Regions from separate parts of the Homo sapiens genome. Here region 2 is linked to region 1. Evidence: chromatin loops called from intact Hi-C (ENCODE). Cell type or tissue: PC-3. All regions are shown on one strand. Each heading gives the region's core, and the rest is flanking DNA. Links, peaks and the distances in the headings are about the cores only.

The links. Peaks named below come from ENCODE experiments on the same cell type or tissue, not always from the same donor. Only the 100,000 strongest peaks of a DNase experiment are listed, where the experiment ranks them.
Region 2: it touches region 1 in a loop (10-fold over the local background); 3 of 110 quality-filtered maps call a loop at or near these places.

Annotation. Positions count from the first base shown.
Region 1 is chr3:80,765,035-80,777,775 of GRCh38, forward strand. It overlaps LINC02050 (long intergenic non-protein coding RNA 2050), which reads left to right. Exons shown (of 3, transcript NR_147144.1): 1 at 1-53. LOC105377177 (a long non-coding RNA gene) reads right to left here and starts at 5,314. Exons shown (of 4, transcript XR_940994.3): 1 at 4,725-5,314. RefSeq lists an enhancer at 5,504-6,056. In PC-3, for the core only: a CTCF peak has its summit at 2,763 (motif pointing right); DNase peaks (open chromatin) are centred at 5,285, 5,618 and 6,257; H3K4me3 peaks cover 5,648 bases; H3K27ac peaks cover 1,465 bases.
Region 2 is chr3:81,167,073-81,179,813 of GRCh38, forward strand. No RefSeq gene overlaps it. Among named protein-coding and RNA genes, the nearest start is that of LINC02027, 180 kb to the left of the region's middle. In PC-3, for the core only: CTCF peaks have their summits at 6,664 (motif pointing left) and 6,871; a DNase peak (open chromatin) is centred at 6,639.

The DNA.
Region 1 (12,741 bases), core at 1,586-9,585:
GATTTCAATTCCAAACAAAAATATATGAGAACGTTCATTTCTCCATACAACTGGTAAGAGAAAACATTAGTTTTTTTGTTTTTCAATGGCAAAACAATTAAGCATTGCTTTTATTTTAATTTTCAAATACTAGTAAGATCATATATTTCACCCTGTTATTTATTGTGCAATTTTGCTCAGTTTTAGAGTGTTAATTTTATATATTTTATTCATTAAATCTTTTTTTAAGAAATATATCAGTAATTCGCCTATCATATATATTTAAAACTATTTTAACCGTATGTTTCTCTCTCTTTTCTGCTGTACAAAAGTTTTGAAATTCATATAATCAAATATGCCACATTATTTTTCATGGGGCTTACATATGGAATCATACTTACAAAAGCCTTTATTTCAGAATTATGTAAGTAATTATCCATAAATCTTTAAGCAATTTTACTGTTTCATATGTTATAATAAAGTGCTAATGCTTTGAAAACTTAATTTGATTCATTGGTTAAAATCAGGAGCTGATTTCATCTGCATTCAAAAACATCATATTCAATACTGTTTTGTTTCTCACTCAAATACATTTTATTATTCTTTCCTGATTCATTTGAAATTTCAACTCTATTTGTGGTCTCAACTATATAAGAATATATATAGTTTCTGGCATTAATACACTGTTGCACTTATCTTACTATCTTTTCCTGTATCTACAGTATATTTTAATTTATACAGTTATAATTTAGGATATTTTTGAATGATTACCTAACATGCAACATAAGAAAGATTTAATTTTCATCTAATTTTCTCATCTCTCCTTTTTCTTTCACCATTGTGAAAGTGAGAGGCTGAAGTTGAAAAGACTTAGGTGGATTAGATTAAGATCTCTCTTTGTGAGTATGCATGTGTGTGTGTTTGTATGTTGCAGTAGTAGCAGTAGTAGTAGTAGTTTTACTGAATCACTATGATAAAGCTTCTAAATACCTCACCATTCCATCTAAAATTGTACTATGTTCCAAGTGCTCTTACTCATTTAAAGATTTTTTTATTTGGAATTATGAAGTTCATGCGTAGTGAACTTCATAAAAACACTAGAGCCTTCAAGGAGACAAAATTTTGCTTTCCATTTACAGTTTCCAATAGTACTTGGCTAAAAATTACTACATCAGATGCTACTGAGTTTTGGACATAATTTTAAAAGCATTTAAAATTCATTAAGAGCAATAAAAGCAAATATATATTTCATATACATATATATATCTCCATACTTCTTTTTCTACATCAGAATTATTTCTCCCAGAGACAGATGTATAAATAAATAAAATTATTAATTATTAATTTAATTATAAATTAGTAATTTATAATAAATTATATTACTTTATTATAAATTAATAAATTATAAATAAAATATAAAGGTTGGGGTACTGGACAAATTAGTTTGGTAAAAACATACCTAGAGTTATATACATAGAATTTGCAGTCAAATTAGCAGCTAGTACTGTTAAAAAATAACTATTTTGAGAGTAAAAATAATTAAGGAATCTGAGTAAAATACAGAGTAGAACCTACAGATATTTTGACCAAATAAATGACTAGATGCATAGCTATTTATAAAATAATCTGTAAAATCAGAGTTAAAATTTTAGATTCTTACACCAGTAAATATAGTGAAAGTGCTAGCTTTGTAATCTCATACATAAACAAAAAGAAAAACCTCAGATAATTTGTATTTGGCTCTTAGTTGTGGTTTTTGTTTTGGCATATTTAAAATGAATATTTCTAGTGCTCTGAATAGGCACTTCCAATATAATAAAGAAGGACTAAAAAGAGATAACTCATTAGACATTAGAAATGTACCTATTCTGTCCTTACTCCTGCTCACCATCTCAATTTGTCTAACCGCATTATGAGAAAGAATGTTTATCACCTAAATAAAGGCAAAGTTCTTAATACAGCTAAATTGCATTATCTCCAAATTTTCATTAAAATGTTTAAGAGCTGCCAACTGGGATAAAACAGTAGAGAAATTTAAAAAGAAAAAAAAAGATTGGGGGAGGTAAAGAGTAAAATGCGTATCAAATAAGTAATTTTGCACAGACTGTATTAGTTCATTATATGAAAATCAACAGGCCTTTTATCTGCAAGGTGTATCCTTAGAAAACTGATTCAACTTTATTTACGTATCTAATTGTAGACTAAATAGGCACACCTATTTAAAACAATCAGTGAAATACTAAATAAATATTTCAGACCCAGATTTTTCAAAGCATGCAACCAGGAGAAAATAAAAAGCCAAAATGAGTAATGATCAATGTGGTATCAGAATAAAGTGTACAGGCATAACTTCTTTCCACATATGATAAAATAATTTCAAAGAATCACTTTGAAAAATGTAGGTAGCATTTGATTATTCTGCAGGCTGCAAACACTGACTAGAATTTACCCAGATATTTATTCAACAGCCTATGGTTTGTGCACTAATCTGTGAAATTTCATATTGAGTTTGCAGTTTTGTTAACTTCATGTGTCTTTTTTATTTTTATAAAGTCCATCCAGCCAAGGAAAACTACAGCTGATGAAGGGAAAGTCGGTGTGATAGTAACACCTTTGCACATATCCACATTTTAAGGGGTGAAAAAGTTCGTCATGAAAATAGTAAAACTTCATTCCCATTACCTCTGAAGAAAATTATTTCAGAAGCATTAAAAAAATCATGCTGGTTTCTTTTCCTGAAGTGATCTGAAAATTTAAAAACATCAACAGAGGGCACTAACAGGCTGTTCTGGAAAGCCTTTCATTTCATTGCCTGTAACAATGAAACCTAGCTGGAAAGGCAGTGTTTTTTAGCTGCGTGTAGTTGCAGACGTGACATTGGGACAAAAAAATACAAATTAAAATCATATGTACTGTCTTTGGGCAGAAAGATAAATTCATAAACTTAACTCATTAAAATATCACTTGCTTTCTCTATATCAAACTCTCTCTAACTGTATATATTCTCTAACACACCTAATTTTTCTGCCTGTTGTTTCAAATATAATTTATTTCAAGCTCTAGACCTCATTGCATATCACTAAACTCAACCCAAGAGAATATTTAGTCATGCAGTCAACTCTGGGTGATCTCCATTGTTGGAGGTATATAGGAATAGTCCCCCAAAAAGTACTCTCTACAAATAATAATTGTTCTTGGCATCCTTTTCCTATATTTTGCTTTTGGGGTCATTTCTCATATTCAGCCAAATAAGATCAAAGAAAAAAATCTATGGTAATACTCAAACAATTAGTAAAGGCAATACAGAAATGGTTTAAACATTTTGGAATAGGAGCAAACTAATGATAGATTACTCTACAGGATGTAATTTCAGGAGCTTTGAGTAAGGCTCACTTTTTCTTAACAAAAGCAACCATCAAACAGCTCAGTCATGTCCTATATTCTGTCAGCATAGTTTTCTTCTATTACCTGAAAATTATATATTTAAGTAAATATTAATGGAAGAAACAATGCACTTTATCATTTACTTTTACCCATCTCCACCTAAGTTTATCTCATCCCTTCTAAACAGCAGTAGCCTATGTTAAGGAAAGAATACTGTATAGAAAATTCTTAAGTGCCTTATGAAGGAAGGGGTGGAGGTGGAAAGGAAAGATCATTTATGAAGAAAAAATTTGGTTCGATAAGAGGCATGAGGCTGTATACAATCTTTTAATACTAGTTATCTTTACTTAAGGCAGGTCCTGGAGATAAGAAACAGAAATAAAATATTTTATAGCAGGTATCCTAATTAGAAAATCCTTAGCATTTATTAAACAGAAATATAGTATGTACTTATGATGCACTCACAATAAGATCCGGACTACAATAATAAAAAAGACAGGGTTCATGTCAATAATTAGCTCAGATTTTATTCACTGACACAGCCATTCAAACAAATAATAATAATCATATTATGTATGGTGAATGTAATGAAGCACAGAATAAGAAGTGATTAATGCTGCCTGGGAGCACTAAGGATTTTTAAAGAGAAAGTTATATTTGAAATTAGAGATTGGAGGATATGTAGGAGAACAGCACATAAAACATTGAGGTTCACACTGAGAATAGGAGAAAGAATCTGTTTTGCCAGCCATGTCATAGGACTTATAATTTTTAAGAAACAGATAATTGGTTTTGGGGTGCTGTGGGAAGAAAGGCTGAAAAATAATTTAAATATTGTGATAGTTGGTTTTTATCCTGTGGATGATAAACAGCAAATAACAGAATAGAGAGGTTAGCAACAAGAAAACTAGATACGGAGCTGGTGAAACAGTACCCACTGAAGATAATACAGGTCTGGAAAAAAATGAGTGTCAGCCATAATAGAAACATGTATGTGGTGTGAATCTAATGCAAATGTTTTCACTTTTCTGTAAATTTCTGAATATCTGGTAGAACAGACCTAGCAACAACTTATTTACATGGGAAATTAGGTAGCTCCTGAGAAATATATAGGCCATGTTAATTATTGGGATTCAAAGTTATATGATAATGTCTGATGAACTGGTAAGACAAGATTAAAAACAATTTATATACAGGGAGGTATAAGTGTCTCAACAACAACAACAAATCCATTCTAGAAGAAGGAAGTGACAATACCCAATCCTTAGCTATTCCCCAAACGAAACACAATTTGGTTCATATTTGAATTCAACGAAGTAAAGCTACTGGTCTTGGTGGTAAAACAGAAAAAGTTCTCTTACCCTCCTCGCAGGGCGTACGATGGAGGTGTGGCTCGCTTCTTCAGTGCCCCACTGGTCAAGACCCTTAGCCAGAGCAGGCAAACAGGCAAGTCATGGGGACCATGGGCGCGGACCCATGCAGCCTCTCGGGGTGAATGTTTACACCTCCTGAGGCCCCAGTGGGCGTGTGTTACAGGATGCTTTTTCAGCTTAGCTGTCCGCAGGTGGCTTGTGTTAATCAGCTCAATTAGACCCTCTGCCTTATCACAAGGACAGACGGCTTTCTGTATCCCAGGTTCTTGCTTTAGTGCACGGGAAAAATTGGATCACATGTGGGCTTGGAGATCGAGTGCTAGGTTTTTTATTGAGTTGTGGTAGCTCTCAGCGAGGTGGATGGGGAGATCAGAAGGGGAATGGAGTGGGAAGGTGGTTTTCCCCTATAGTGGGGCTGCCCAGCAGCCAAATTCTTCTCTGACCTCCCAGGCCAAACTCCACGTCGTTCCGCTGGTCGACACCAGTGCCTGTCGCTGTGCTCTTCCGCTCCTCTCGACATCCAGCTGCCTGTGTGCTCTTCTACCAGTGTGTTCCTCTCACTGTCCCGCAGCTCGTGTGTTCTTTCTCCGGTGCGCTCCTCTCAACGTACGTGCGCTCCTCTCAACGTACGTGCGCTCCTCTCAACGTACGTGCGCTCCTCTCAACGTACGTGCGCTCCTCTCAACGTACGTGCGCTCCTCTCAACGTACGTGCGCTCCTCTCAACGTACGTGCGCTCCTCTCAACGTACGTGCGCTCCTCTCAACGTACGTGCGCTCCTCTCAACGTACGTGCGCTCCTCTCAACGTACGTGCGCTCCTCTCAACGTACGTGCGCTCCTCTCAACGTGCGCTCCTCTTAACGTGCGTCTGCACAGCTGCTTGTGTGGCACAGCTGCTTGTGTGTTCTTCCGCCAATGTGTGCAACTGCTTGTGTGTTCTTCCGCCAATGTGTTCCTCTCGACGTCCAGCCACTTCTGTGCCTGCCTGCCTGTCTTGGGGTTTTTACAGGCACAGGATAGGGGACGTGGCAGGCCAGGTGGTCTTGGAAAATGCAAACTTGGGCATGAAAACAGGAGCGCTTGTCCTCCCCTATATGCGTGTGCACAGGACCTGAGGTGAAGCCCTAGCCAGGGACCTGCCCTTCTCTACCCAGCGCTTTCCTTCTCTCATCCCGAGTCAGTACTGTGAGTATTAGAAAACAAAAATTTGTTTTGTTTAAAACTCTATAAAATAACAATATTACAGTCTCTATTAAAGCAGTGCAAAGTATTCTCTTCTGTTTGTCATTGGACACAGTCCATTTTTAGCAGGCTGGAGGATTTTAGTGCATTGATATTTGTTCCTGCAGAAAGTAATGGCATATCGCAAGAAGCTATTACCCAGTATGAACCGCCGTGCTCTGGAGTCCACAGTGGCTGCAGCCTGGAAAGTTTCTTGTAGCCACAGGACATCTGGTGTATCTCATAGCATACAGCTCCACCCATCAGACTTCCGGTGGGGAGGGGTGTGGGTGCCCAGCATGAGGAAATGCTCACTAGTTCTTACGTTTCACTTAAAAATGATACGTGCCATATTAAGTCACATTTCACTGGCTCCAGGAAGTCACTCTGCTGCCCCTGACTTCAAGATAGTTGAGAAGTGAGATCCAATCCTGTGTCCAGAAGTGAACATTTGAAAACAGTGTTGCTGCCGATTTCAGGTATTATTAATATAGAGATCACAAATGAGGGATCACCTTTGATGAGGCTAGAAAGCAACTGATGTTTATACTCTCCCTCATTCAATTTTTGTTTTCAATTTCAAGCAATTTGCTCCAATGTGTCTAAAGTTAAGGCTGGCTGTCTCCAGAGATTCTCTAAATATTTTTCCTAGTTTTGAGTAATTGTCTGAGATTTATTTAAAAACCTATCTAAATTCAATATCAGCTTCAGAACCATACCACACTGAGAATCACATTACGAATTAGAGAGAGAGATCTGTGTTCACTCACTACCTTCTACAATTTTTAAGTAGTTACGTGGCCTTTGGTAGTGTAGTTAATGGATCTGAGACCAGTTTTCCTGAACTCTAAAATGAATACAATTTCAGTCATTTGTGTTGAACTGAAGTTAAAATTAAAATAAATAAGTAAAGCACTTAGTATGTTTCAGTGCCCAATAAATGCTTCTTCACATTCCTTACCTCCATTTATAAATACATATAATCCCTTTAGCTATACCAATCTTAGATTGAATAGAATATGAATTGGCATAGATAGTAGTGTTTCTATAACTACCTTGTCACAAAGTAAACTGTTTTGTTTAAGCTTTATTTTCTATCTTCTGTTGTCTCTTTGCCAAATTAACATAAAACAACTTCTTATTTATGTTACCTAAAGTATAATATTAAAATGGATTATACCTAGAATTTGACAAATGTTTCTTACTCAGCTTGATAAGCATCACTAAGTTTTTATGAAATTATATAGATATGTCCATATATGTATGTGTAAATACAGTATACCCTCATATGTGTATAGATATGTTCCTTAATAATAGAATGAATAATTATTGAGAGGGCAACAACATGTTGCTACCAATAACTACAAAAAACTCTTTGAAAATTCAGTAGGAATTAGTCATCGTATCTGTCCCTATGACCCAGTAATGATTATTAAAGTGATTAAATACATTTTAAAAGCCTTATTTTAGGCCGGGTGCGGTGGCTCACGCCTGTAATCCCAGCACTTTGGGAGGCTGAGGTGGGTGGATCATGAGGTCAGGAGTACAAGACCAGCCTGGCCAAGATGGTGAAACCCTGTCTTTACTAAAAATACAAAAATTAGCTGGGCGTGGTGGTGGGTGCCTGTAGTCCCAGCTACTCAGGAGGCTGAGGCAGGGAATTGCTTGAACCTAGGAGGCAGAGTTTGCAGTGAGCCGAGATCACGCCACTGTACTCCAGCCTGGGCAACAGAGCGAGACTCTGTCTCAAAAAAATAAATACATAAATAAATTTTTAAAAGCCTTATTTTAAACGTGAAAAATTTGTATGTGCATTAGGCAAAGGGATATAATGCTCAGTATTAAACTTCATTTTGTGTTTTATTCTTACATTTCAGTTATAGGCTGCTGATTATTTGCATAGAGTATTTCCATTTGATTAAGCCTCCAGATTTTTCTTTCATTTTAAATCAATGTTTTATGTGTAAACACATTATCAAAGAGTTACGTTTTCCCATAAAACTTTCATCCTTGAATCTAGGATTTATTTCACATTTTTTCGATATTTCACACTTTTCAGACTCTTTCTGTATTTTTGCCACTCTCTCAGTTTTATATACTATGAACTTTCAATTAATTTACTAAATAAATATATACATGCCTAAGCATATACATATTTCTAACCAAAGCTCAGATTATTTCTGTCATTTGTCAATACTTGAATATTTGAAGAGTGGTTTTCTTTTTTTTATTATTATCATACTTTAAGTTTTAGGGTACATGTGCACAACGTGCAAGTTAGTTACATATGTATACATGTGTCATGTTGGTGTGCTGCACCCATCAACTCATCATTTAACATTAGGTAATCTCCTAATGCTATCCCTCCCCTCTCCGCCCACCCCACAACAGGCCCCCATGTGTGTTGTTCCCCTTCCTGTTCCATGTGTTCTCATTGTTCAATTCCCACCTATGAGTGAGAACATGTCCTGTTCGGTTTTTTGTCCTTAAGCGATAGTTTGCTGAGAATGATGGTTTCCAGCTTCATCCATGTCCCTACAAAGGACATGAACTCATCATTTTTTATGGCTGCATAGTATTCCATGGTGTATATGTGCCACATTTTCTTAATCCAGTCTATCATTGATGGGCATTTGGGTTGGTTCCAAGTCTTTGCTATTGTGAATAGTGCCACAATAAACATACGTGTGCATGTGTCTTTATAGCAGCATGATTTATAATCCTTTGGGTATATACCCAGTAATGGGATGGCTGGGTCAAATGGTATTTCTAGTTCAAGATCCCTGAGGAATCACCACACCAACTTCCACAATGGTTGAACTAGTTTACAGTCCCACCAACAGTGTAAAAGTGTTCCTATTTCTCCACATCCTCTCCAGCACCTGTTGTTTCTTGACTTTTTAATGATTGCCATTCTAACTGGTGTGAGATGGTATCTCATTGTGATTTTGATTTGCATTTCTCTGATGGCCAGTGATGATGAGCATTTTTTCATGTGTCTTTTGGCTGCATAAATGTCTTCTTTTGAGAAGTGTCTGTTCATATCCTTTTGCCCACTTTTTGATGGGGCTGTTTGTTTTTTTCTTGTAGATTTGTTTGAGTTCATTGTAGATTCTGGATATTAGCCCTTTGTCAGATGAGTAGATTGCAAAAATTTTCTCCCATTCTGTAGGTTGCCTGTTCACTAAAGAGTGGTTTTCAAGTGATAATCAAATACCTGCATATTTGATTATATTACATTGCTTCTGTTTTTCAGGAGAACCCTGCCTAATACAGCACATTATACAATTACAATAGAAATTAAGACAACATAAAATGTTATAAAATAAAAATATTTTAGACATTGATCACTGTAACTCTTTTGTTACTTAGCCATATTGTTATTTAGGTGGAAATGAAATTCTTGAATAATATTTTAACTGCTATTAGTATTCATAGGGTAACCAAATCTGGTCCAACTGTATATGTTCCCTAGCTCATTTCATTCATTTATAGATGATGTGGTTCACATAGAGAAAGTTACTTCCTCAAGATTACAGATTTGAAAGCAATATCAACTTACTTTATTTAAATGAATCTCTCCATTCATATAAACCAGGGACCAAGAAAGTCAAAATTATCTTTATATGAATTATATTCCAGGCATAATTATAAGTCATATTTTAAAAGTAGTATAAAAAAAACCACATATTATTCAGGCCAGGCATGATGGCTCACGTCTGTAATCCCAGTACTTTTGGAGGCTGAGGTGGGTGGATTACCTGAGGTCAGGAGTTCGAGACCAGCCTGGCCAACATGGTGAAACCCCGTCTCTACTAAAAATACAAAAATTAGCCGGGTGTGGTGGCACACGCCTATAATCCCAGCTACTTGGGAGCCTGAGGCAGGACAATTGCTTGAGCCCTGGAGGCGGAGGTTGCAGTGAGCCAAGATGGTGCCACTGCACTCCAGCCTCAAAACAAACAAACAAACAAACAAAAAACATATTCAATTGTAATCTGGAAATATAAAATTTATTAGAAGGGATTAAATTGATATTTTACAGAGAGTCTTATAAGAAATAGTCTCTGAGAATTAGTGTTAAATGTTCTATGTTAGAAGAATACCAGTGGAATAATGAGGTGTGAATAATTGATAACTTACACAGCTTGGTAAAAGTCTCTGCATTTCTGTCTCAGAAAGACTCAGTATTGATCTTGAGAAATAATATTTGCCCAAAAATTAACACATAGTGTGTCACAAACTATAAGAAAAAATTATACATATTCCATAGTTCAAATATTTCCTTCAAAACACAAAAGCAATTGTGTAATCTTCCAAAGAATTTTCAGAGAAGATATATTGTCAAAATGAAAAGGATGGGTTAAAAAATTTACTCATTCTGTCCGGGCACGATGGCTCACACCTGTAATCCCAGCACTTTGGGGGGCCGAGGTGGGCAGATCATGAGGTCAAGAGATCAAGACTATCCTGGCCAACAGTAACCCGTCTGTACTAAAAATATAAAAATTAGCTGGTCGTGGTGGTGCGCACCTGTAGTGCCAGCCACTTGGGAGGCTGAGGCAGGAGAATCGCTTGAACCTGGGAGGCAGAGGTTGCAGTGAGCCAAGATCGTGCCACTGCACTCCAGCCTGGCGACAGAGCTGGACTCAGTCTCAAAAAAAAAAAAAAAAAAAAAAAAAGAAAGAAAAAATTTACTCATCCTGTTTTTGTGAGTATATCCTCTTTTAAATACATCTTAATACAGACGGAGCTATTATACAGACACTCAGAGGAAATAGAGCCATAAAATCTATGAATCTTGAAATCAAGGCATAAAGCCACAAGAAAAATCATTGTATTTTAAATCACAGATGTTTCACATCTTTGAAAAATAAATTTAAATTATGAACTTTAATGAAGAGTAACCATATATGAACTATTCATTATATAAAACATGATTCATAAAAACCAGTATAATCTTGAAATATAGACATTAAATCCCATGAGTATAATATAAGATACTTTGTTTTCCAGAAAGCATAAATTAGAGGCACAATTTAGCAGCTTCCTGAGACATTAATAGGAGTACCAAGATTTTATGATCAGGAGCACATTATGAAAAATGATGTCAAAAAAATAATATTTGAAAACTGTGAGGGAATCCACAGTAAATTTGAATATTTAATGTGAGAAAAAAATACCTGCAATGTTTTAATGTAACTTCCACATTGTAGAGAAATTTCATAGTAGTGTTGTACAAAACAAACCAGAAAATTGTACTGGATTTCTATTTTCTAACCTCTTTCTTGAAAACCATAAAAACAGGTGGCATTTAAGAAGATATATCCACCATTGTGCTATTAATTTTACAGTCAATCAAGTGACAGGATTACCAAAAAGACTATTTTTATAATGACTCTTTAGTCCAGAGCTACCCATAGAACTTTCAGGAATGAAATTTCCAAATGCTGCTTAGATTGTCTATGTAATACCATGACTGATATTCTTAAACAAATGATCTACAGTCTTACTCTTCAGATTGATGACTTCTATATTTGGAATTGTTCAGCTTTAAATATGTTTAATAAATCCCACATGAATTACAATTTGCCGGCTTCTAATAAGTTTCAATATTTTCATTCTAATGCTGTCATGAAATCAATATGTTAACTATCACTTTAATGAGTCTAGGAAGTAATGATCTTCCTATTTAGGAATAAGGAGGAGAATATTCCCTCCTATTTTTACTTTTTTCTAACTTACATTTTTAATAACTTAAATTTTTAATATTTCTTTTATGTTTTCAGAAAGACAAAAAATCACCCTAAAAATATAGAGTACAAATTTATGACTTCTATTTCAATATTCCATATCCTCTACTTTCCTTCACTTCTCTCAGGTAAACACTGTTAAATGTTTTTAATATAACTTCCTAACTTTTCTCTAACATTTTATATTCACATAGTTCCTTCTTAACAGAAATCATAGTAGATAAGTCATAGTAGATATATTGTTATGTAATTATTTTCTCACAAAATAATATCTTTTTTTTTTTGAGACAGAATCTCGCTCTGTTGCCCAGGCTGGAGTGCAGTAGCACAATTTCGGCTCACTGCCACCTCCGCTTCCCGGGTTCAAGCAATTCTCCTGTCTCAGCCTCCCGAGTAGCTGGGACTACAGTCGTATGCGACAACGCATGGCTAATTTTTGTATTTTTAGTAGAGACGGGGTTTCACCATGTTGGTCAGGCTGATCTCGAACTCCTGACCTCAGGTGGTTCACCCACCTTGGCCTCCCAAAGTGCTGGGATTACAGGCGTGAGCCACCACACCTGGAAACGACAGAATAATTCCACGCAATTCCTCAAAGGTCTACCTCATATCTCATTCTATGTATAAACCTTTCCCTTCCTCTTTTTGCCTTAGTAAAAACAGCATTGCAAAGGATATTTTTAAGTATATATTTGGATATAAATGCATATATTCCTGAGCTCTTAATTCCTGGGAGTAAATTGCTGGGTCAAATAATATGCATATTTGATACTTTGATAGCATATGCTAATTTACATTCTCAAAAGTTCATGTAATTTAACATTTCACAACACTGTTTTAGAATACCCATTTCTGCCCAATTTGCACATTTATTTTTATAAAATTTGCCAAAGCATTAAACAAATGGGGTAACATTAACATATTCAAATATTACAGAAAAATGTAATATTTTCTTTATATTTAGCCAGGTTTTTTGTACAGTTAGTTTTTTCTGTTGGTTTGTAGGAGCTTTGTTGTATATATTATTTTAA
Region 2 (12,741 bases), core at 2,168-10,167, 400 kb after region 1:
CGCAACCTACATATCCAACATTTTCCTTTTTATCTTAACTTAAATTTTTCAATAGTATCTCCAACTCAACATGTCCAAAACAGAATTCATTATTTAAAACCCTTGAACATTCCAAGGCTCCCCATCCCAGAAAATGACATTATAACTCAGAAAAATAGGTGATATCCTCGACACAGATTTCCCCCCACCACACCCTTCACATCCCTAACCAATCTATCCACAGTGTATCGATATAGCTTTTTACATGTTTCTTGAATCTGTTTTTTTCCTTGCTAATAAATTATATGCCCACTAACCTATTCTAATCTACTTTTATCTCTAATCTTCATGACTGCAATAGCGTGCTATGTGGGCACCCTGAATCTTTTCTTTTCCCTATTCTCCATGCTATAGCCAGAATCATCTTCTGATTATGTTCTCAAAATTCAGCATAAAATGCTTCGTTGATTTGGCCCGGCGTGGTGACTCACGCCTGTAATCCTAGCACTTTGGGAGGCCGAGGCGGGTGGATCACGAGGTCCAGAGATCGAGACCATCTTGGCTAACACGGTGAAAGCCCGTCTCTACTAAAAATACAAAAACAAAATTAGCTGGGCGTAGTGGTGGGCACCTGTAGTCCCAGGTACTTGGGAGGCTGAGGCAGGAGAATGGCGGGAACTGGGAGGTGGAGCTTACAGTGAGCCGAGATCGCGCCACTGCACTCCAGCCTGGGCGACAGAGAGAGACTCCATCTGTCACAAAAATAAATAAATAAAAATAAAAATAAATAAATAAATAAAAATAAAAACAAAAAAAGCTTCATTGATTTACTATGATTCAGGGCAAAGCCTTAAATTCCTAACATGGCTTATTAATCTTCCCATGGCTGATTTCTTCACGGCCTTATTTCTATCAATTTCTTCATTTTTTGCTCCGTCCTTGCTTTTGATCAATTCTAAAATAACTCATGCTTCCTTCTGCAGAAGAGCATTTGTGCATTCTTTTCTTCTCCACTTATTTAATTCTTACTATCCATTCAGAGTTCAGCTCAATTATCATTTTCTTCTTGAAGCCATTCCTAGTCTCCAGGTGCCATACATAACATCTGCTAATTCATGCATACTTATCAATATGTACCTTTCCTTATTCCACATATTATTTTGTAAAATTTACATGTCAAACTATAAAACTTGATTATTGAAAACTTAAAGAGGGCAGGGCCTTCATATGCTTACCATTTTAAGCCCAGGATATATACATAGCATGGTTCTTGGGAGAAAGCAGTCAATAAATATTTGCTGAATGGATAATTAGGTAGCAGCAGTTATAGTAATGAGAAACAACTAAAAATATTCTATAAGTTATGTGACAAAATAAACCAACTAAGTTTAAGTAACCATCAATATAAGCATAGAGTTAAAATATGTCCAGCCGTTAGCCAGAAGGAATACCGAAGAACAATCATTTCAGAGTGCTAAGATTGTCAAGCAAACATCAGCCCTTCTGGACCTGTTGGTAAAGGTAAAGTAGAGATCTAACGTATTTAGTGATCTTTAGACTTGAAAAGTGGTGGCTGCAATCTTTGTTTTTTGTATGTCCCATGTAAGGGAGAGGAGTTTTTTTGTTTTGTTTTGTTTTTTCTCTTCCAACATTAGGTTCATGTTTGAGACCCTTATTACAAAGACAGATTAATAAAAGAAAAGCACACACATTTCTTTAATGTAAGTTTTATGTAACGTGTTAGCCTTTGTAACTGCCCAACGGGTTCTTCTTGCCTACTGACCAGGTAGAGCTGATTTATCAAGACAGGGGAACTGCAATGGAGAAAGGGCTTAATGCCTGCAGAGCTGGCTAAATGGGAGGATGAAGTTTTATTATTCAAATCGATCTCCCTGAAACTTTTAAGACTGAGTTTTTTTTAAGGATAATTTGGCAGCTTGAGGACTCGGGAGTGGTAATGCTGATTGTTTAGGTCAGAGGTGAAATCATAGTGAGGGTCAAAGTGGATTTTTCTTTCTGTCTTCTGTTCCTGGATGTGATCACAGAACTAGTTGAGCCAGATTATTTAGCTGGATGGCACCAGCTGGTCCATCAGAATGCAGGGTCTGAAAAATACCTCAAACCCCAGTCTTAGGTTTTACAGTAGTGATGCTATCCATAGGAGCAATTGGGGAGACAGGAATCTTGTAGTCTCCGGCTGCGTAACTCCTAAATCATAATTTCAAATTTTGTGGCTAATTTGTTAGTTTTACAAGGGTGGTGGTCTGGTCCCTAGGTAAGAAGGGGTTTTGTTTCAGGAAAGATCTGTTATCTTCTTTGTTTGAAAGTTAAACTGTAAGCTAAATTCCTCCTAGAGTTAGCTTGGGCTCCACCCAGGAATGAACAAGGGCAGTTTGGAGGCTGAAGGCAAGATTTGGGGGTTAAAGGTCAGCGTGAGTTAGGTCAGATCTCTTTCACTGTCATAATTTTCTTACTATTATAATTTTGCAAAGGTACTTTCACCTTCAGAAAAGAAGACCCAAAGAAACAGTGAAACTTTTTTTTTTTGAGACGGAGTCTCGCTCTGTCGCCCAGGCTGGAGTGCAGTGATGCCATCTCGGCTCAATGCAAGCTCCGACTCCCGGGTTCATGCCATTCTCCTGCCTCAGCCTCCCAAGTAGCTGGGACTACAGGTGCCCGCCACCACACCCAGGTAATTTTTTCTATTTTTTAGTAGAGACGGCGTTTCACTGTGTTAGCCAGGATGGTCTCGATCTCCTGACCTCGTGATCCGCCTGCCTCGGCCTCCCAAAGTGCTGGAATTACAGGCGTGATCCACCACGCCCGGCCGAAACCTATGTATTTTTATGAATAGTTACTGTGGAAGTTATGATTGGAGGATAAAGGATATGATTTAATGGTAATGGGAATAAACTGGTGGGAACTAAGCAAGGTCTGTTTGTCAGATTCTTTTTGGCATCTCTATGTCCTAGAAAATAAGGAAGTTCTTTTCCTCTGTGTTATAAAAAGAGTACCTCTAGAATTAAAGCCTACAACCTACTTTAGAGGAAGGTCAGAAAATGATTTTATGACTTGCTTCAAGGGAGAGGGAGAAGGGAAGGTTAGAGAGACTTTCTGCTGTTTTTCAAATGCCAAGGAGCTGCATTTTTGGGATAGCATGTCCTGAATTCTATCATCTGACAAAAACAAATTTACTCACAAAAGGTTAGGAGAAAAAAATAGGCAAAAAGACTGTAACAGGCATACTGGAGCCAGTTAGGAGCACATGATGGAATGGGTTCAGCCATTAGGATGTTTCTCTCTAGAGATCAGTTTGGTCTGCAGACACCTGTAAGCCATTCACTATGCTTTCCATAGGCTCTCTGATTCTGGAAAAGGAGATTAAGAGGAAGCAGACAGCAGGAGGTGGGTTATCCTTTATCAGTCTCAGAGATGATAATGTCCATCCCAGCATGGAACTGATTAGAAGGAGATGCTGAGCAGAGGAAATGACATACATTGAGCAGCATTCTAAGTCTCTCCTGAGTCAGCAGTTCCCCCTCTGGCTTCTTTATATAGTTTGAATTAATATTAAAAGGGCATAAAAGTAGACAGAGTAGATAGCAGGTCAAATTTTTGTAATACTAAGACCAAATATCTTAGTCACTCCAAATATCTTCCTTATTAAATAATCAGTGAGTTTTAAATCTCTAGCATGGGGCCATTGATTCAAAACTGGCCAGAAATAGATACATTTAACCCACTTTCAACTATAATATTGTGTAGGTGAGCAAGAAGATGGTTAAGTATCATAGATTAGCTTTTCTTAAAAAAAAAAAAAAAAAAAAAAAAAAGACATTTGTGGCAGAAACCAGAGCCGTAACATTTAGGATTGCATGAGTTTCAGGAGAATGGTAGTTTTGTAGTTTTGGCTGCTGGCATGTGGGGAAAATATTTAACACTGGAATATTAACATATTTAACAAGAATATTTAACACTTGATCATATAAAGAGGCAAAGTGAGAAAATACTAGTGAGATAATGACACACTGAATAGAAGACAAGCAAGGTTTAGCGGCAGCGAGAAACAACATTGCACGTTTTTTCTAATCATAGGAAATGAGAGTAAGGTAACTACCTTGGATTACCTAGTTCATACTAAATTACCCCCAGTAAAGCCCTCTACTCATCTTATTTTCCTATTTATGTTTCATTTCCAGAAAATAAACCAACAAAATAAACGTGTTGTTTCTATGAGTATTCCTCATGCATTACTGCATCATTCCTGGTCCATCTGAAGCTCCCTGTGTTCCAGAAATAATACCTGTGACATGATTGATTCTCATAATCTCCCTTCTAAATAATTGTAATCTTCCTACATATTTCTGTCGATTTGAAGTTAAGGCACAACCTCCACTAAGCGTCTCTGTAATCTTTGCTTCAAGACAAAATGATTCCTCCCAAATCCTAACTTCTTGTCTTCCTCAACCAGGTGAACCTCTGTTCCTTGGTTTCACAAATCAAAGGATCTGCATGGATGCTCCTGTTACTGCGCCTCCACACGTGATGTCCTGTAATAGAAATTGGTACATATTATTTGAGCCCATGTTTACAGCTCACATGGTTACAAGGCAGCTCTATGTTCTGCTTTCGGGTGATCTTATATTTCATTTATCTAAGTGAATGCTCTGCAACCATTCAGAATTCAAGAATGTACTTTGTCCCTCAATGAACAAAATGGAATTGGAACACATCTCTTCCCTATTACTGACTGAGATGAATTTGACAAATACCCATTAGACCAGCCAACGGCTTGCTCAGTGACTCCTATTTGCTTGAATTTATTTAGCAAAAGACCCTGATCTATCAAGTTAAATGCCTTGATAATTCATCAGTTTACAGATAGTCAAGTGCCCTAGCCTATAGCCAGGTTATCAATCTGTGAAAGGTGAACATTTGGGTAACTCATTTAACTGAGCAAGGTCTAAAGCTTCAAATATTTTAAGTTATTGGAGGCCATGGCTGAGCTGTAATCTTCCCCTTGTCAAATATTACAAACTTACAAGAAGACATTTGTTTCCATGAACTAACTGAGCTCTAAATAAATGTATTTTCCCCTACAGTTAATTTCTGACTAGGTAATTATTCAGGAGATCTTCATTCTATTATTATATTGGGTATGCGTTGGTTTGTGCACAGAAATTATGCTGTTTTGACAGCTTTATTATTTTTACTGGTTGGCTTGCAGTGATTTATCTTATAGTACATGAGGAATTTATTTTTTTAATTGGCTCTGCCTTTCTTTATGAATGTGTTCATGAGACACCATAGCAGTTACGATATTTTCCACCAATTTGGTAATCTTGTAAACAGCAGTGTTTCTGAAGGGCCTCAGGCAGTTTTGAAAACAGGATTAAAAAGAAAAAGCTAGTGAATTTAGTTTCACCTCTACTGCTTTTCTCACAGTGCCACTGTGGCATTGCCCTTCACTCTAAATAAAAGATGTAGAGCTATTTGGGCTCAAGGTAAAATTAAATGTAAAAAATTCTGATCAGAAATAAACCTTATAATTTATTCTTTTAAATTGCATTAGAAACTTACAAAAGAGATGCTCTTAATGGAATAGAATATTAGTTTTATATTGCTGATATTACCAGACAAGCCCTATGCAACTGGTATCCCAGCACGTTACATCAAAGACCAAAGTTATGACATCTCGGTATTTAACTATTATCTCAGGATGCTTAACTCGGGACCCTGGAATGAACTAGCTTTCAATTCTTGAGCCAAAATTTAAAAGTTAAATAATTTCATAGATAGGACTGGTTTTCAGGCTTATCAGTTTTCACAGTCTTCAAGCAGATATGGCTTAGTCAGCTAAAGGCATATTTTTTGTAATCTAAACCTATGTAATAAGGATCTCCAAAATTTATTGCAGTTGCAAAATAGGTAATTCAAGCATTTCTTGACTACCATTTTGTTTCACAATAGCTGAAAATATATTAAATAGCTACTCTAAGTTAGGTCTTGATACAATTTAATAATACATGAAATTTCATCCAAAAAGCCAACTACTTTTAACACAGGGAAATGCCACTTATTAGACTCTCATTCAGCAAATATTTAATAAGCACTTTCTAAGTGCAAAATACTATGTTAGGAGTTTTAGGAGATTCAAAGATAAAATGTAGTATCCTCGGTGCGTATTTTCATTAAGTCTATTTATGTGTACATTAAAACTGCTATTTAACATAGAAAAAATGCACTTTATGGTAATGTCTATAAAGTACTTTGGAAATCCATTGGAAGCAGAGAGAATTTCCAGGATGTAGATTTAGATTTCAGACACAAGAAATGATTGGAAAGGCAAGGCAGGAGGAGTAAACAGCCTGACTAAGTCCTATCTGACATCTAATCAAATGTACTTATGGCCCTCAGGTGACATTTCTAACAGGGTGACCACAAAGTATCTGGAGGAGGAAATGCAGCAATGCATGGCAGAACGAGGTACAAAGTGGCTGTCTCATTAGCTATAGGTTAAAATCACTTGTCTTTAAGCCCCACTTCAGACCAATTAAATGAAGATTTTTGGTGATAGGAACTGGTTTAGGCATCTTTTTAAAATGCTCTAGGTGATTCAAGTATGTACTCATTGCTGGGAAACACCAACTACATTCAGTATAGAAAACGCCACCAACTGGCCACAAAATGAAGTTTCAATTTCAAGCATTCCTGCCTTTGAGTCTCGTTTGGCCTGCAATAGCCATCTTTATAAAGAGAAGAAAATTTAATTTATGTTGTTAAGCCATCTCCTCGTTTCTTCTTCACAACTATAATACTGTTAAACCATACTTCCTGTCATTTAACTGAAAACTTTAGAACCAAAATAATCATCTTTCTCCCCATCTTTGATTCTGTGACAGTTCTGAAAAAATGCCAGAATGTCTTGGTATCAAATTCCTTGAGTTTTGTTTTTTTATCACAAGTCACCTTTCCCTTCCCTTTGTCTCATGGCCATCCTCTTGAGCTGTGCTGTCATCCCTTGTTTCACCTCGGGAATGATGAATTCAACAATCCTAGTCTCTAGTGGAAACCTGGCCTTTCTCTCCACTTTCTCAAGCTCCGCTGCAAGAAATTTTTAACTTTACCATTTTGTGTACTCCGGTGAACCTCTCATTTTTACTCTACCCATCATCTCATTACTGTCTTCACCTCTGTTCATGTCTAGCTATAACACCATAATAAATCTGTACAATCATTACCTAACACATACTCTCACCTTCCCAACACCCTTTTCCCTTCCAATTACCAAAAATAACTCTTGAATTAACACCACAATCTGTTTTCTTCACGACTTACTGCAAAAGGTAAACATTAGTGGAGAAGACTCACATAATCAATGATACTGGTATCATTACGCTTCACAATCTCTAACCAGATCCAGGATTTCAACAGTGTTTTGCCAGATTGCTCTGGTAATATTTTTCTCCCATTATCTGTAACATATATGTCATGAGATCGAGATGATTCTTAATCTTTAATCTTCCCTCCCTCTCTGTCCATCTCAGAAGATAACTTGGCCTCACACATCAAAAATAATTTGTGCACTGACTTTTCTCCCCTCTCTCCACATCATCAATTGCCCCCTGTGAACTGGGCATTTGTATCAGCATAAATACGGTGACTCCATTTCCCTTTCCATTTACCTGTCCTTTTAAAGATAAACTCTTCAGACAACTGTTTTTAATTTCTTCAGTTTGATTCTCTCTTGAGCCCAAACCATTCAGGTTTTCACCAGTTACATTCACTTTATTAAATCCAAGGATGAGTTCTCAGCATCTTACTTGACCTATCAGCAATGTTTGACATCATTGGTTCACTTCTTTCTTCTAAAAACACGTTTGTATTTGTTTTCAAGGGCACTACACTGAACTAATTTTCTTCCTTTTTTGAAATCACTGCTCCTTTTCACTCACTTTGGTTGCTTGGTACTCATTTTCTTGACCTCAAAAACTTCAAATGCCCCAGATATCAGTCCCTGAATTTGTTCTATCTACACACAATTTCTCAGTGATCTCATCCAGTCTCGTGACTCTAAATGCCTTCTACACAATGCATTATAACATTTATACTTTTCAGACTAAACTCTCCTTTAAGCTCTTGACTAATATATATAACTCGATACTTTATATATTGACCCAAATATCTAATTGGTATTTTATACTTAACACGAGAATCCACAATCCTCACATTCTCTCTCCACCTGCGTCTTCAAAATCCTTCATCTAAATAATGAAGTTTCCAAGCTTGTTAATTCAGCCTAAAATATCAGTCCTCTTCAATCCTATTTTTTCTCACTATCTTCATTCAATTATTTTCTAAATTCTATATACTTTACTATTAAAACATACCCATAATGTCATTTCATACACTTTAAAAACATATCCAGAATTCTATTTTTATTAAATTTACTACTGTCACGCTGGAGCAAGCTTGGATTATTTCAATTTTTTAAATTCATCAGTACCTCCAATCCAAAATCCTTTCTAGTTCTTCTTTAAACGGTCTCTTGATTCAATCCTTGCCTACTTCAGTGTATTTTTAATATGGCAGCCAGAGGCCTTCTGTAAAATATAATCAAAATCATGTTGTTCCTCTCTCTTCATAAACTTCTCATGTCTCTGTGTGTCTGTTGGAGTGAAAACTACTCTCTGTGCTGGAACTGCAGAAGCATCCTGTCTCCCTGTTGAATACTTCAGACATATTCTCACATTAGAGATTTTATACTTACTTTGCTCTAGAATGTCCATCCTCCAGATATTTGCATTACTCTTCATCCCCCTCAAATCTCACATTCTCTGTGAGACCTACTCTTATCATCCTATTTAAAAGTAAATCTCCAAAATTCTCTATCTCCATTCCTGATTTTACTTCTTTCCACAGACCTTATCATCTAAAATAGTACATATTTTACATATTTATTTGGAGGGCTATGTGTCTTCCTACCTTCTAATAAAATATAAGGTCAATGTATTAGGGTTCTCGGGAAGGACAGAATTAATTGAATATATATATTTCTTATATATACTATATATATAAATTAATTGGATATATATATATGTGTGTGTTTATTAAGTATTAACTCACATGATCTCAAAGTCCTACAATAGGCCGTCTGCAGGCTGAGGAACATGGAGAACCAGTCCGAGTTCTAAAACTGAAGAACTTGGAGTTGGATGTTCAAGGGCAGGAAGCATCTAGCACAGGAGAAAGATGTCAGCTGGGAAGCTAGGTCAGTCTCTCTTTTCACATTTTTTTGCCTGCTTATATTCTAGCCACACTGGCAGCTGATTAGATGGTGTCCACCCAGATTAAGGGTGGGTCTGCCTTTCCCAGCCCACTGACTCAAACGTTTATCTACTTTGACAGCATCTTCACAGACATACCCTGGATGTATATTTTGTATCCTTCAATCCCATCAAGTTTACACTCAGTATTAACCATCACAGTCAATAATTAAAGAGGATGTTTCCAGTGGATTACTTTTTATGTTCCTATATCCTGAGCAGCTAATGTGGTGCTGGTACATGATAGGCATTGAATAAAAATTGTTCAGTGAACACAAGGATAAAAGCAATCAAACAAAATAGTCATTATGTTATTTTCCTGTCCTCAAATCTGACCATTTACTTTCATCTGATACCATTCACTTTTACTTTCTTGTTCTCACAAAGAAAAGCTATCTCATCTTCTATCAAAAGACATCCCTCTATAAGCACTTTGGACCCCTCGCACTGTCTTTCCAAAGACTTGATTCCATTTACCCACATTTTGCATCTACTAAAACATGTCTTTCAAGATGACAACATCCTTTACTTTATTCCATGATTTAATAACATTTCCTTGCCCCACATCTCTCTCTAGCTGTTTTCCTAGTTCCCTATGCTCCTTAAATAGATAACTTTCTTCCAATAATTGATTATACACTCTTTAATATTCTCATTCTCATTGACTCTTCAAGCACTTTTATTCTTAATTCTGCCTCCCGACTCCACTATATTCTTTCTGGCTGAAGTCACAAATAAGCCCCAATATATAAGTTTCAATAATTATTAATATAATAGTAACTTTACCATCTATTATTATATGCCCAGTCTGTTCTATACATTAAGATGATTAAGATTGTTAGGAAAACAAAAATTACAAAAATATACTCCTTCTAGTACTATCAATAATTTTCTGTGATGGGCAACGTGATTGTCACTGTATACCAGTGGGGAACTGCTGAATAAAGGGATTAAGTAACCTACTTCACTTTAAACCCGAATTCAGTAAGTGGGGAACCCATTATTTGTACCTAAGTGGTTTAATTTCAGAGCACTCGTAGAAATTATACTCTATAATTTCTTCTTATTTGCCTAGTGTATTTCGACTTTGGGAGTTTCTTAAATATACTTCACTGATTTGTTCAGCACTATCCAAACTATAAATGTTGGAGTTACTTAAAAATTAGTCCTGGACTCTCTTCTTATCACCATCTCGGTACATCTTACTAAATTCGCTTATCTCTGATGACATGCAATACCATCACATTTCCAACTTCTCAATGTAAATGTTCTATACAGATCTCTTTTCTAAACTAATTTAACAACATCCCATCAATCTCTTTCAGATATCTTAAATGTATTTTCGAAGTTTAATTCATGATCCCTGCCCACCATTTAAATCCACTTTATCTCTAATATTTCCTATCTCATTTACTGTCACCTGCATCCACCCAAATTCTACAGAAAACTGAGTCCCCCTTGATATCTCCTTCTCCCTTGCTTTTTCCTCCCACCTGTTAAAACATCCTCTTGAGTCTAATCCAAAATATATTTTGAGTCATCTCCTTCTCCCTGCAACTCTAGCAATTATCTCTTTAGCCTCTTATCTATTTTTCTTGATTCCACTGTTACTTTTCTCTAATCCGTTCCTTATACAGAAAGCATTCTCTTGTTTAAATTGTTTGATAGTTCCACATTGTCATTGGTGTAAGATTTTTTTTTTCTTAATTTCTACTAGGCTTAAAAGTCATATATCTGGCCCCTGCCTACCTCTAGATTTATCTAGTTCCATTCATCTCTTCACTCAGTACACTCCAAGTATACTAGCTTTATTGCAATTCTGCACATATTCCATTACACCTGAAGCCATAACTATATTTTCATTCCTCCTGAAGCTATAACTATACTTTCTGGTTTATCTGAGTAACTAGCCTTGTATATAAGGCCTTAGTCCTCAGGACTTTTCTTTGGGAGAATAGCTGGCCCTGAATTATGATTATTATAAATGCACAGACAATTTCATGGAAGCAGAAAAGAATAAGCCTCAGAAGCTTCCTTTGTCAAGAAATGAAAGTACTTGCAATTAGCATTCAAATAGATGATAAATGTAGAGTATCTGTAGGGTATACAATGATTCTAAATTTAATTGACAATTAGCTGTGATTGTGTGACCCTATAAATAAAATTGTAATAAATTGTATTGCATAAATTAAATTTATTAAACACTATTTTTGCTGTATCCTAATATTTATTAGTCTATTTAATCACTCTCTGAAATTAGAAAAAAAAGACAGTCTCCATATAACTTCTCAATTTGATAAATGCTCACTTAAAAATAGGTACATGAGGGAAACAGAGATTGGATGTATTATAATTCAATAGGCCTATACTTTTTAAACGTAATTACTTATATTGGTAATATGTGGAATATGTGCAAAGTTTAAATGGTTATTAAGATTTTAATATTAAGGGAGAAGAGTAGGAGATGTTATTAGAATACATAACACATTAGATATTAGAATACATAACACATTAAGAATACTAGTCATATCCTTAATAGATGGAATATATCTGTCAGACATAGAAGAGAATCACCAGCACTGTAAACAATAATAAGCTAATTTCAAAATAACAAGAATTAATTTGTCAGTTTTTCAGAAGTGGTCAACAGATTTCTCTCATAGAAATTCGTCTGTTACAATATGTTAGAAACTGTGAAGAATAGAAGCTGTGAAGAATAGAAGCACCTGAAAAGCTGTGTTATTCACATTTGCTGTTGTAGCCTCAATGTTTGTGTCCCCCCAAATTCATAGATTGACACCTAATGGCCAATGTGATGATTCGGAGGTGGGCCATTGGGAAGTGATTAGGTCATAGGTGGGGCCCACATGAATGAGATTAGTACCTTTATGAAAGAGGCCCCAGAGGGCTGCTTTGCCCTTTTCCACTATATATAGGCATAGCAAGAAGGCACTACTTATGAACCGGAAAATAGACATCACCAGAGACCAAATCTGCTGGTCCTTGATCTTGACCTTCTCAGTCTGTAAAACCATGAGAAATAAATTTTTGTTGTTGATAAGCCACCCGGTCTAAGGTATTTATTGTGTTACAGCAGCCTTAGCAGAATAAGACAATATCTTATGACAATATAGTACAAGGATTAATGATTATGCTTTAAAAAGTAGTTTTAGGCCGGGTGCAGTGGCTCACGCCTGTAATACCAGCACTTTGGGAGGCGGAGACGAGTGGATCATGAGGTCAGGAGATCCAGACCATCCTGGCTAACACAATGAAACCCCATCTCTACTAAAAATACAAAAAATTAGCCGGGCGTGGTGACGGGCTTCTGTAGTCCCGGCTACTCCGGAGGCTGAGGCAGGAGAATGGCATGAATCCGGGAGGTGGAGCTTGCAGTGAGCCGAGATCACGCCACTGCACTCCAGCCTGGGCAACA